2 separate regions of the Homo sapiens genome follow, and region 2 is linked to region 1. A link is a contact called in ENCODE Hi-C or POLR2A ChIA-PET data. All regions are on one chromosome and are shown on one strand. Each heading gives the region's core, a stretch centred on a gene start or an enhancer-like site at or near the end of the contact. The rest is flanking DNA. Distances are from core to core; before and after follow the strand shown.

Region 1 (5,662 bases), core at 1,844-4,343:
CTAACAGCTTGGAAATCTACTTTCATAAAATAATACTAAACTATTAACAAGTAGAAGGAATAAAGGAATTTCAAAATTAATGAAGGAAATGAAGAGCTTTCTCAGCCGTTAATAACATGTAGAGCCAGAGTGGGGGGATGAGGGTGAGAAATATGGAATAACGATGTATAATATTTTAAATAATGTTTTACTATCTATAAAACACTTCACATAGGAATTGGGGGAGGAAACTACACCAAGAGATATCATTTTATTATGAGAAGCGAATATCCTCACATCCTGTTAAAATTCCTCAATGCAATTCCTATATTGATAAGATAAAATCTAAACTCCTTTGCAAGGCATACAATGCTTTTTATGATATGATTCCTGTCTACATTGTCAAGCTCCTTTCCAGTCTCTTCCCTCTACCTAACTTCACTTTCTGGCCTGAGGACCACAAATTCTCTCATTGCTCCAAGCTTTTCCATGTAGAGTTCCTTGGCTTGGGCAAAAGTCCACTAATCCTTCATGTCTCAGTGCAAATACGACCTTCTCTGTGAATCCTTCCTTCACTTCCCCATATAGAGCCTGGCTCCCAGTCTTGCCAACATCTCTGCTTATACTATGTACTCACTCCACCAATTCTGTTTTAATTGTTTAAATGCCTAGTGTTTCTACTCATTAGAAAATAAAGACCATGTTTTTTCTGCTTTGTGTCTCCAGTGCCAAGCACAAAACCTCATCCACAGTAAAATGAAAAGAGTAGGTGGTCTCCTAAGAGTACTGTGGGAATTTAAGGATTTATAGTCTTTCTCTGGAAAATCTAAAGCAACCTTTCAGCAGAATTATGGGCAAGTTGGAAACCTCAGCGAGTACATGCAGAATATAACTACAACTTTGTAAGAGTAAAAATAAAAAACCTCATGCTTAAGATTGGAAGCACCAAAATATTAACAGTAATGTTGTTAGAGTGGTGAGAAGCCATGTGTAATTTTCTGCCCCACCCCCCTCATTTTACCTCTGTTTTAAAAAAAGTCTTAAATGCTCAACTTAACCTAATACTATTTTCCAATGGCCGTGGCCCCCTATAAAAATTAATGCCAACACCCTAAGCTTCCAAAATTATCAAACAGAAATGATGAGAACCTAGCATCATGCCATTCCAAGCATGGAGGAAAATGAGAACCTAGCCCCTTGTTGCCCCAAGGGTAGGAGAAAGAAAAGACGCAGGATGTTTATACTTCCAATTCCAATATATTGGCTTTTATGATTATTCTTACTATACATTTCTGATTTTTTTTTTGAGATGGAGTCTTGCTCTGTCACCCAGGCTGGAGTGCAGTGGTGCAATCTCAGCTCACTGTAACCTCCAACGATTCGTTCAAGCGATTCTCATGCCTCAGCCTCCCGCGTAACTGGGACTACAGGCGGATACCACCACTCCTGGCTAATTTTTGTATGTTTAATAGAGATGGGGTTTCACTATGTTGCCCAGGCTGGTTTTGAACTCCTGACCTCAGGTGATCCACCCACCTCAGCCTCACAAAGTGCTAGGATTACAGGCGTGAGCCACTGCACACAGCCCATTTCTAATCTGTTTTGATCCTGTCTTTCAAGATCCAAAAAGAGACTACTTCCATCCAACATTAATCAATTAGCACTCATATAATGCTAGACTCTAAAGGGTATATGCTAGGTAAAATAAGACATGGTCTCTATCTCCAGGCAATTTATATATTTCTGTGGCAGAGGAGTAAACTACCTAGATAAAACACCAACAGTATATATAATTGGGGGAAATTATGTGGTATAGACAATAATCTTATTAGCCGAACTGACATATGAATACCATTAGTACCCGATAAACATGGTATTCTCAGAAAGTATTTTTAGAATGGAAGATGACTTATTACGGCTGGGAATTATAAAGTGTCATGTTAATCAATAAAGATATTTTTTAAATCTTAAGCCTTGTTAAGTTTGGTTTTAGGTATGACAGAAACTGGAGCAATAAACTCAGATTTTAAACCACTGCTTTTCTAAGGGGAAAAACTATGAAACAAATTATACCTGAGATTTTTGCCGCTGGGCTTCTGCTGGAAAGAGCTCCATCCAGAGGCTGAGCAGAGTGAAAAGGTTGACTTTAGAAAGCCTTGGTATCTGACCTACAAAAGAGACGACAAACACTTTAAACTTTGTTACTAATGGTGAAAAAGGGAGCCAATCTCAATGCCACTTAGGTGCTGCAGCCTAAGCCCAGCTGCTTTCGCAAGAGGCACAGAAAAAGATAGGGGACAAGAGAGTCAGAGGTATCTTAGCAGTAGACGCTTCAGCCTTAGTCGTGGCTACCTCCTTCTCCACTTAAAAAGTTGAGCCTTCTTTCTCCAGCCCTCACCCTGCAGGAAAAAACGGTACAGCTAATACACATAGCTGAGGGGGACAACCCAAAGCAAGCTGTGAAAAGTCTTCGCATCTGACGTCGTCGTGGTGCAAGCTTTTCTTTGGACTGTGATGGGGCGTTGCTAAAAGGAAAGCGATTAGAACACAACCCGAAAAATGCGCTGACCTTCGACGGTAAAGCAGTCGAAATACAGGAAAGCGTCACGTGCGGTTAATTTGGAAATCAAGGCAAAAGCGCCGTTTGGAAATGTTCAGGCTCTTTGACCTCAGAGGCCCCAGCTCTAGGTCCTGTGAGAAGTAGCTAACAGGGGTAAAAAGCGAGACTTCAAAAGCCAGTGCGACCGAGCCGATTGGTCCTGGCGACCGCGGAGGGGACACGCAGAGGGCGGGCAGGAGACATCCAAAAGCAGCAGGGGAGGCAAAGAGGCTCAGACAAGGAATCTGGAGTTCAATGACGGGAGACGCACAGGGCAGAGCGAAAGGTAGGGTGGCGGGAGCAGGGTCCCGGACACTCACCGGTCATGCTGCCAGTCTGGGTGCTGACTGACCGCCCGGCCCTCGCGCTCTCCAGATTTTGCATCTGCCCAGCTTCTTTCATCCCAAACCTAGCGTCCTCTGCTGCCAAGGAAACCTCTCCCAGTCAGACATGATCTCGGCCCTAGCGCCCCCGCCTCTCGCCTCCTCTCAGCAACTGTAAGGCAACGGCCCACTAGGCGCAGCCAGATGACGCCTCAAGCTTGACCGCCACTTCAGGGCTCCTCGTGTGACGTCATAGAGAGGCGGGGCTTTGGCGCCAGAGGGCTGCCCCTCGGCCGGTGACCGAGTTAAGCACCGAGCTGTAAATCGCTTGAGACCTGTATTTGGTTGTTTTGTTGGTTTTGCCAAGTAAGGTCACTTGAGGATTTCTTGGCTCGAGGTCCCAGGTTGCGCAGACTCTGACTGCATCGAGTTGAGAATTTTGGTCAGAATGTTAAAGTGGAAACCTACCCCAGGCTGTCATGGTCAGTGTTTTAGAGAACTTCTTGGGTTGGGGTGTGGAGCTGGGCGGTCCAGGATGTTCTGTCATCAGAGACTGGCGGGTTCTGGGGAACTTGGTGCCATGGAACACAGTAGGGACGTTCTGCTTCTCATCAAGAACATGAAGACATTAAGAGGTGGAATTGTAATGGGGAAAAAGGTGAGAGGAGGCAGTAGGAGTTATTTTGTTTTTAATTTCTAATGTCTAGTTTATTTCCACAAAACATCTGTATCATACCAGTTCTTTGAAATTTGTTCAGACTTGTTTTATGACCTAGATCAGCACTGTCCAGTAGGATTTCCTGTAGTATTCTATATCTGCACTGTCCAATATGGTAGCCACCAGCCACATGTGGCTATTGAGCATCTGAAATGTGGCCAGTACAACCAAGGAACTGCATTTTTAACTTCATTTAGTTTTAATTAATTTACATTTTAAGTAGTGACATGTGGCTATTGGCTACTACTGTATTGGACAACATTACTCTAGACTCTCCTCCTGGAATTCCTATTAGGCATAGGTTAAACCTTCTGAGGTTCTAAATTATTATTTTTAAAATATTGCATCATTTTGTTTCTCTGAGCCACATTCTGGCTAATTTCTTCAGATCTATCTTTCAGCTTGCTATTTATTTCTTTGGCTTGTAGAATTTTTTCTAGTTCGCCTGTTCTGAGGGTAAAGCTCTTCAGGTGATTTGACTATATCCAGAGAACTCCATTCTGCACCTTTCCTGAAGTGTAGACTTTGTTGACAGTGCCTTCATGGCAATTAACACTAAGGTTTAAAGACAGGCCATGGACTAGGAGAAAATATTTGCAAAGCATGTATCCAACAAAGGACTCATATCCAGAATATATAAAGAACCATATAAACTCAGAGTAAGTAAACAGTCCAGTTAGAAAATGGATCAAAGACTTGAATAGTCATTTCACCAAAGAAGATATACAGATGGCAAATAAACATGTAAAACAGTGTTCAGTGTCATTGGCCATTAGGGAAATGTATATTAAAACCACAATGAGATTCTACTACACACCTATTTAAATGGCTAAAATAACAAGTACTGACAGCACTAAATGCTAGTGAGGATGCAGAGCAACCGGATCTCTCAAACATTGCTGGTAGGACTATAAAATGGCATAACCACTCTAGAAAACAGTTTGACAGTTTCTTATAAAGTTGCACATATGCTTATCATATCACCCAGCAATCACACTCCTGGGTATTTATCCTAGACAAACCAAAACTTATGTTCAAACAAAACTCTGTACATGAATGTCATGGTGGCTTTATTTTTAATAGTCAAAAACTGAAAACAGGCCAGGCATGGTGGCTCACACCTGTAATCCCAGCACTTTGGGAGGCCAAGGCGGGCGGATCATGAGGTCAGGAGTTTGAGATCAGCCTGGGCAACATGGCGAAACCCCGTCTCTACTAAAAATACAAAAAATTAGCCAGGCGTGGTGGCATGTACCTGTAGTCCCACCTACTCAGGAGGCTTAGGCAGGAGAATCACTTGAACCCGGGAGGCAGAGGTTGCAGTGAGCCAAGATTGCACCACTGCACTCCAGCCTGGGCGACAGAGTGAGACTCCATCTCAAAAACAAAAAAACAAAAAAACTGTAAACAAGCCAAACAGTCCTTAGTGAATGAATAGAAAGCAAACTGGAGTATATCCATGCCATGGGACACTACTCAGCCATAAAAAGTAATGAGCTATTGATACGTACAACTTGAATGAATCTCAAGGGCATTGTGGTGAGTTTTTAAAAGCCAGTCTTAAAGTGTTGTATACTGTATGATTCCATCTAGATACCATTCTCATAGCCAAAGAAAAATTATAGCATTGAAGAACAAATCCATGATTGCCAAATGTTATGGTTGGGACAAGGGTCTGACTGTTAAGAGGTAACACGACAGAGTTTCTTTGTGTTGACAGTTACTCATATCTATACATGTGATAAAATTCATAGAGCTATACACCAAAAATGCAAAGTGGTACATTCAAAACTAGTAAAACACAAATAAGATCTATACCTGTATTAACAGTATTTTACCAGTATCAGTTTCCTGCTTTTACCAAAGTGCTGTGAATAGGTAAGACATTATTATTGCAGAAGCTGGGTGAAGGGTAACACAGGAACTCTGTATTATTTTTGCAACTTTCTTTAAGTCTTAAACTCTCAAAATAACTATATGTATATATATATACATACACACCTATATATGTTATATGTGTGTTTGTGTGTGTATCTTTAATCC
Region 2 (5,662 bases), core at 1,388-3,887, 360 kb after region 1:
GTAGGTACCAAGTACTTTACATGTATCATCTTGTCAATTCTCATAACACCCCTATGAAATAAGTATATTGTTATTGTCTGTATTTCGCGAATAAGGAGACTAAGGTTTAAAGAGCTAAAAGTAGCTCGCTCAATATCTTTGTGGTAGTCATTTTCCAAGATAGCTGCCAGTGATTTTCACATTCTGGTGTCAGTGCCTTGAGTAGTCCCCTTTCACATTAAATCTGGGGTGGACAGTGTGACCAGTAGAACATGGCAGAGTTGATGGGATATAAATTGCAAGGTGAAGCCATAAAGGCATTGGAGCTGCTTTGCTTTCCTGGGTCACTGTGGGGTAAGCCAGTTGCCATGTCATCAGAACATTCAAGCAACCAGTGGAGAGGTCCATGTGAAAGGAAATTAATCTCCCTGCCCATAACCTCCACCAACTTGTCATGTGAGTAAGCTGCCTTAAATGTAGATCTTCCAACCCCAGTCTAATTTTCAGATGACTGTAGCCCTAGCCAATATCTGACTGCAACCTCATGAGAAACCTTGTGTCCAAGACCACCCAGCCAAGCTGCTCCCCAAATCTGACCTACAGAAACTGTGGAAGACAAAAAAAATGATTATTGCTGTCATAAGCCAGAAAGTTTTGGGGGTGATTTGCTATACAGAATAAGGTAACTGGTTCAGCCTTGCAGACAGTTAAATGGCAGAACCAACATATTTAACCCCAAATGTCATTCTAGAACCTATTCTCTTAACCATGAATGCTCTGTTTGCTTACACACTCATTTTTAACACAAAGTTAAAAGTTATTCAAGCATCTCACAAACTCCATGTCACAGATAAGAAAACTGAGGCATGAAGAGGTTAAAAACATAATTGGTGATGACCAAGTGTGGTGGCTCACTCCTGTAATCCCAGCATTTTGGGAGGCTGAGGCAGATGGATCACCTGAGGTCAGGAGTTTGAGACCAGCCTGGCCAACATGGTGAAACTCCATCTCTACTAAAACTACAAAAATCAGCCAGGTGTGGGGGCAGGTGCCTGTAGTCCCAGCTACTTGGGAAGCTGAGGCAGGAGAATCGCTTGAACCTGGGGAGGCGGAGGTTGCAGTGAGCCAAGATTGCACCACTGCACTCTAGCCTGGGCAACAGAGAGAGACTCCATCTCAAAAAAAAAAAAAAAAAAAAAAAGAAAGAAAGAAAAAAAAATTAATTGGTGGCCGGGTGGCCTAATTCCAAGACCTATTCTCTTAGTCACTATGCTACGTTGATGTCATTATCAGAATTATCCTTCAATAATATTAAACTGGAGATGGAATGCCAAGAATAGAATGAAAAGGAAAGAGCCTAGAGGTGTGCACTTTCACTGGGAGGCTTTTGCAATTATTGAGGAAAACAGTTATTTGAAAGAAACAAGGCCTCTGTCGTGGAGAGTAACTACTGAAATATTTCTCAAAATATCCTTGATACCACTATCAGCTACTGAAGATTTGGATGAGCAGGCTCTTGGTGTGACACAATACGATATTTCTTGTATTGCAACAACCTCTTCTCATTGGTCAATCTTCCAGAAGAAACTTAACCATGGTCATTGCCCAACCCATTCTCCCAAATGATGAGAGTTGAACCAATTGAAGATTGCTTTCAGCATTCGCTATTATGTTTAGTCTCTGTTTTCCTGTAGCACCCTAATAATTGTCTTTATATTAAAATATACATGACTGTTTTTGAAAGAGGAAAGATAATGGACCAAGATTTTCTGTCTTTGAAGTAAGCTAACGAATCAGTATAATTGGAACGAGAAATCCTGGCACAGGAAGAGAGAACTGATTGTGCTCTGTCCTTGGTAGAATTTTGAGTCATTCATGCAGTATAGTGTCTGGAGAGTTCTAGTGAGTCATGCATTGCTAACTATGGAAGAAAAATGTATTTTCTAAAGTTGTCTGTTATTACTCATGTCTTTCAGTCAGGATCAGCAGATGCTGGTATCCTATTGACTGGTGATCTAATAGAAAGTTTCTCATAGACAGGTCTGACACAATTTCCCTCTAACTCTGATAAATTTGGCACAAGTCCTTTTATTTGCTTGCAAGATGTTTGCATTAACATTGTGACTTATTTTTGGCTTGGTGTTAGAAGGAGTGTTTAGTAACAAAATGGAGCATTTGGATTTTGTGGCAGCCAGGAGGAATGCTCTTATTTTATAATGAAACAACTGAACAAATGTTCCTTACAGTGATTCATTCCTCATGTGGGAAAAATTTCATTTTATATATACTCTTTCTCTCTCTATTGGACACATAAAGCTGTTTTACCTTCAATATTTAGGCAGAATTTTCAGTGAGCAATTTGGGAACAATATCTGTAAATTACAAAGATAGGCACCTCTGCAAAAGTAACCATAGGATTGAATGTCAGGAACCACTTGGGTTCTATTCCTAACTGGGCCAGAGTTTGCATATGACCTTGAGCTATTCACTTAATCTTTTTTAAACTTAGGTTTTCTGTCTGAAATGGGCAGAAAATTGCCTACCTATTTAGCTAAGGCAGAAACAATTTCCTGATAGGGAGATGACTCAGCGGCCCAGGGCAGCTGTGTAGCCTTTTGTCCTGGGCATCTTCAGGGAGACAGAGACAGCCAGAAGACTGGAGACCAGACCACGCAAATGAATCCTGACATTCAGGAAGCATAAAGAGGCCGAGTCATCATGGCCTGCTATTTGTCAGGCACTGTGCTAAGACCTGAGAGATGATGGCCAACCAGACACAACCAGGGTCTCTGTCCTCATGAAGTTTACTGCCTAGTTTGCTTTTTACATGTTTGAGGTTATTCAGCAAGAGCTTCTATCATTTTATTATCTGGATCTGAGTCTTTTTTTAAGCACAAGATTATTCAGAATCACTGCCCAAAAAATACAACCCTAGGAGTCTTGTGGGAGAGGAGTTTGATATTTTATGAAGTATTGATAAGATGGGCATGAAAAGAAGTGCAATGTCTGATGGTGTTATTCCAAAGTTTGACTCACTAGTCTTAATGGGAGCAATAGGTTCATCTTGACATCAGGTAATGACACCATTACCTGAGATGAGAATGTGGAGAGAGCTTTTTAAATGTCTTGCATGGACTTTCACATCAGAGTTAATACCCCTCATCTCCACTGCCTGCAGTGAAGCTTCTTCTTATCAATCTAATGTAGTCCAACTTGGATGATGGGTGATTGGTCTTTAGCAGTTGAATGATGGGTTCTAAACGGGAGAACTGATCCTGATCTTCTGTGGTCAGGGGCGCACCCAATGATGGTGACATGGCATCCTTCGTCTTGCACCACGTTTTTGGTCTCAGCACAGAAGTGTTCTTCCCACAAAAGGAAGTTTAAAATGCCCCTCCTCTTGCCACTGTGAGTGTTGCTTTCCACTGAGGAATGCAGCCACAGGTGCCGAGATTAGGAAGGTGGGAAGAGAGCTGCACCATCACACAGTGGGTCCATCTGCTTCAGCTGATGTCAACTGTCTGGGAGTTCCTAAGTCCTCCAGCATTAGTGGCTCATCTGTTTCATTATAATTTTCAAATTAAAATGGTTCAAAATCCTCTTCTACTTATGATGGGTGTCCCAGAAGCCTTGAAATATCTCTCATGGTTTAGGGAGTTTATATTTCAAGTCATTTCTGAATCAAAACTTCTGCTTCATCTGAATTCTTTTTCACCTCTCTTCTTATTATCCCCTACATATGTTGTCCACCTCTTCCCCCTAGCATTACACCCTATTAGGAACTGCCCGATTCCTTCATCCTCTGAAGCCCCACTGATCTGAGTCGGTGGAGGGGGGTTACATCACAGCAAACAACTTAAAACAGATGTTGAGCGCTCCTGATCTTACAAGTTCTTTGGCCATTCCTGCTCAAGTAAATTTCTCACTGGCTCTGTCCTTCACAGACCTCTTTTTCACTATCTTATTGAACTCTCTTCTTATTCCTAAAGCTCAACTTCTCTCTCACTATATTACTGTAGGGAATTTGGTTCTTTTTTGCCTCTGTCTCAAAACTCAGCTCTGGACTTCATACCAGACAGCTGGTTTTTGGAAGGAAATATGACAAAGTATAGCATTTTAAAAAATGTTTTCAGGACAACCATATATTCAACGTTCTCTTTCCAATGACGTATAAAAATTTTACTATTTTTCTGCTATCATATAGAGTTTAAGTTCTTTGGAAGAATGGACAGAGATGAAATATGAGGAGGCACAAATGTTGGAGTAATGGTATGTTTCATGGCCCTTTCCATAGGCAGTTCAGTTCACAGCATGGCTGTTTATTTCCTTCTGGGCCAGCAATAGAGCATCTTTCTGCTGCTTCACCTTTTAAAGGGCTCACCAGATTAGGTAGGCCCACCCAGGTTAGTTTCCCTTTTGATTAACTCAAAGTCAACTGAATAGGAACCTGATCATGGGAGTGATATCTCATCATAGTCACTGGTCCTGCCCACATTCAAGAGGATGGAACTATGGCAGGGCCTATTTATTAGGAGGTGGGAATCTTGGAGGCCATCTTAGAATCCTGCCTACCATAAATGATGACTGTCTTTCATCTTTCAGAACATATTAGGATATGATAATAAATATTAAAAATCAAATGCCTCACCAGAGATCCAATATCAAACTGGTACTAAGTCTTTTCTCTATAATGTCTTCCTGATTTTCTTTCTACAATTTGAAACATTGAACTGTTTTCTGTATATGATATAGGCTTCCCCAAAATTGAACATAAGGCTGTATTAGAAAAAGTCAATCTGACACCAGCCATCTGCAGAACCAAAGCATTTTAAGCAATGATTTATAAATGGGAGCCTGGAGAGTTTGAGGAATACCTAAAACTAAATTAAAGTATTCGAGCTATCAACTCAGAGGAGTATGGCTATATATTAGTCTAAAGATACAGCTGACTTAGTTGGTTTTTGTCCTAATGCAAGATGGATTACACAGGGAAATAAACTACAGTGAACTTGGAAAATGGTGAGGCAGAGTTGTTGGGTTTCATGATGACAGCCACCAAAATAGTTTTGTTTTTCACCCTGGCTTTGGTTTCCAGATAACTAAGCAACCTTCTCATTCAAATTTGGCTTTGTAAGTATCATGCAGAGAATTTACTGATGCATGGGCATGGGAATTCTGGTACTCTTGATTATATTTTGTGATTCTTGATTATATTTTATATATAAATATGTTTTATAACGGAAAATGATGAACATTCTAGTTTATGTATTATTCTTGCATTAATTTGATTAATGTTAATCAGCACCCTAGAGCCCAGCTCTCCCTACATATACCCACAGAACTGACCTTCTGGCTGTGAAGTTGAGGATTAGACTCTAAATGAGATGACCAAGGACGTTGTCATCCCCTAAGACCCTGACTGGCTCCTGGCCTAGACAACAATTCTGTCTCAACTTTCTCTTACTGCAGCAGGTTCAATTGATAACATGCGTTGAGAAGGCAATGTCAGTGACCTTAATGTTCTGAGCCAAAATCAGCTAGTGGCACAGGCTGACAACCTGAATATGTTTTTTAGCTGAAATGAGCAAGTGGTTGCAGCAGTCACCACAGCAACGGCGTGGCTGGAACACTTGGGAGCTTTCAGCAGAGTAATAAGGGCAGCTGTGAGGATGGCTTCAACTGG

What was found. Hi-C counts contacts between places; a loop is a spot of excess contacts on that map. ChIA-PET counts read pairs that join two places held with the same protein, here RNA polymerase II (POLR2A). Pooled maps may share reads with other maps.
Region 2: a loop to region 1 is called in a map of chondrocyte, with 2.0 times the contacts of the local background. The contact joins the enhancer-like site here to the promoter of CDADC1 in region 1. A Hi-C loop is called at or near these places in 1 of 168 maps with a recorded cell type or tissue (chondrocyte) and 2 of 50 pooled maps. POLR2A ChIA-PET finds 5 or more read pairs at or near these places in 2 of 52 experiments (H1 and activated T-cell).

What each region holds. Positions count from the first base shown.
Region 1 is chr13:49,245,356-49,251,017 of GRCh38, reverse strand. CDADC1 (cytidine and dCMP deaminase domain containing 1) reads right to left here and starts at 3,093. Exons shown (of 10, transcript NM_030911.4): 1 at 2,899-3,093; 2 at 2,053-2,147. The coding sequence starts at 2,980. It overlaps LOC105370203 (a long non-coding RNA gene), which reads left to right and starts at 3,178. Exons shown (of 2, transcript NR_135318.1): 1 at 3,178-3,383. RefSeq lists enhancers at 2,971-3,200, 2,670-3,232.
Region 2 is chr13:48,888,751-48,894,412 of GRCh38, reverse strand. All of the region lies in intron 2 of LOC107984559 (a long non-coding RNA gene), which reads right to left. Among named protein-coding and RNA genes, the nearest start is that of FNDC3A, 84 kb to the left of the region's middle. Within about 2 kb of position 2,637, at least 7 of the 41 ENCODE cell types and tissues checked have a DNase peak (open chromatin) inside an H3K27ac peak, as active enhancers do.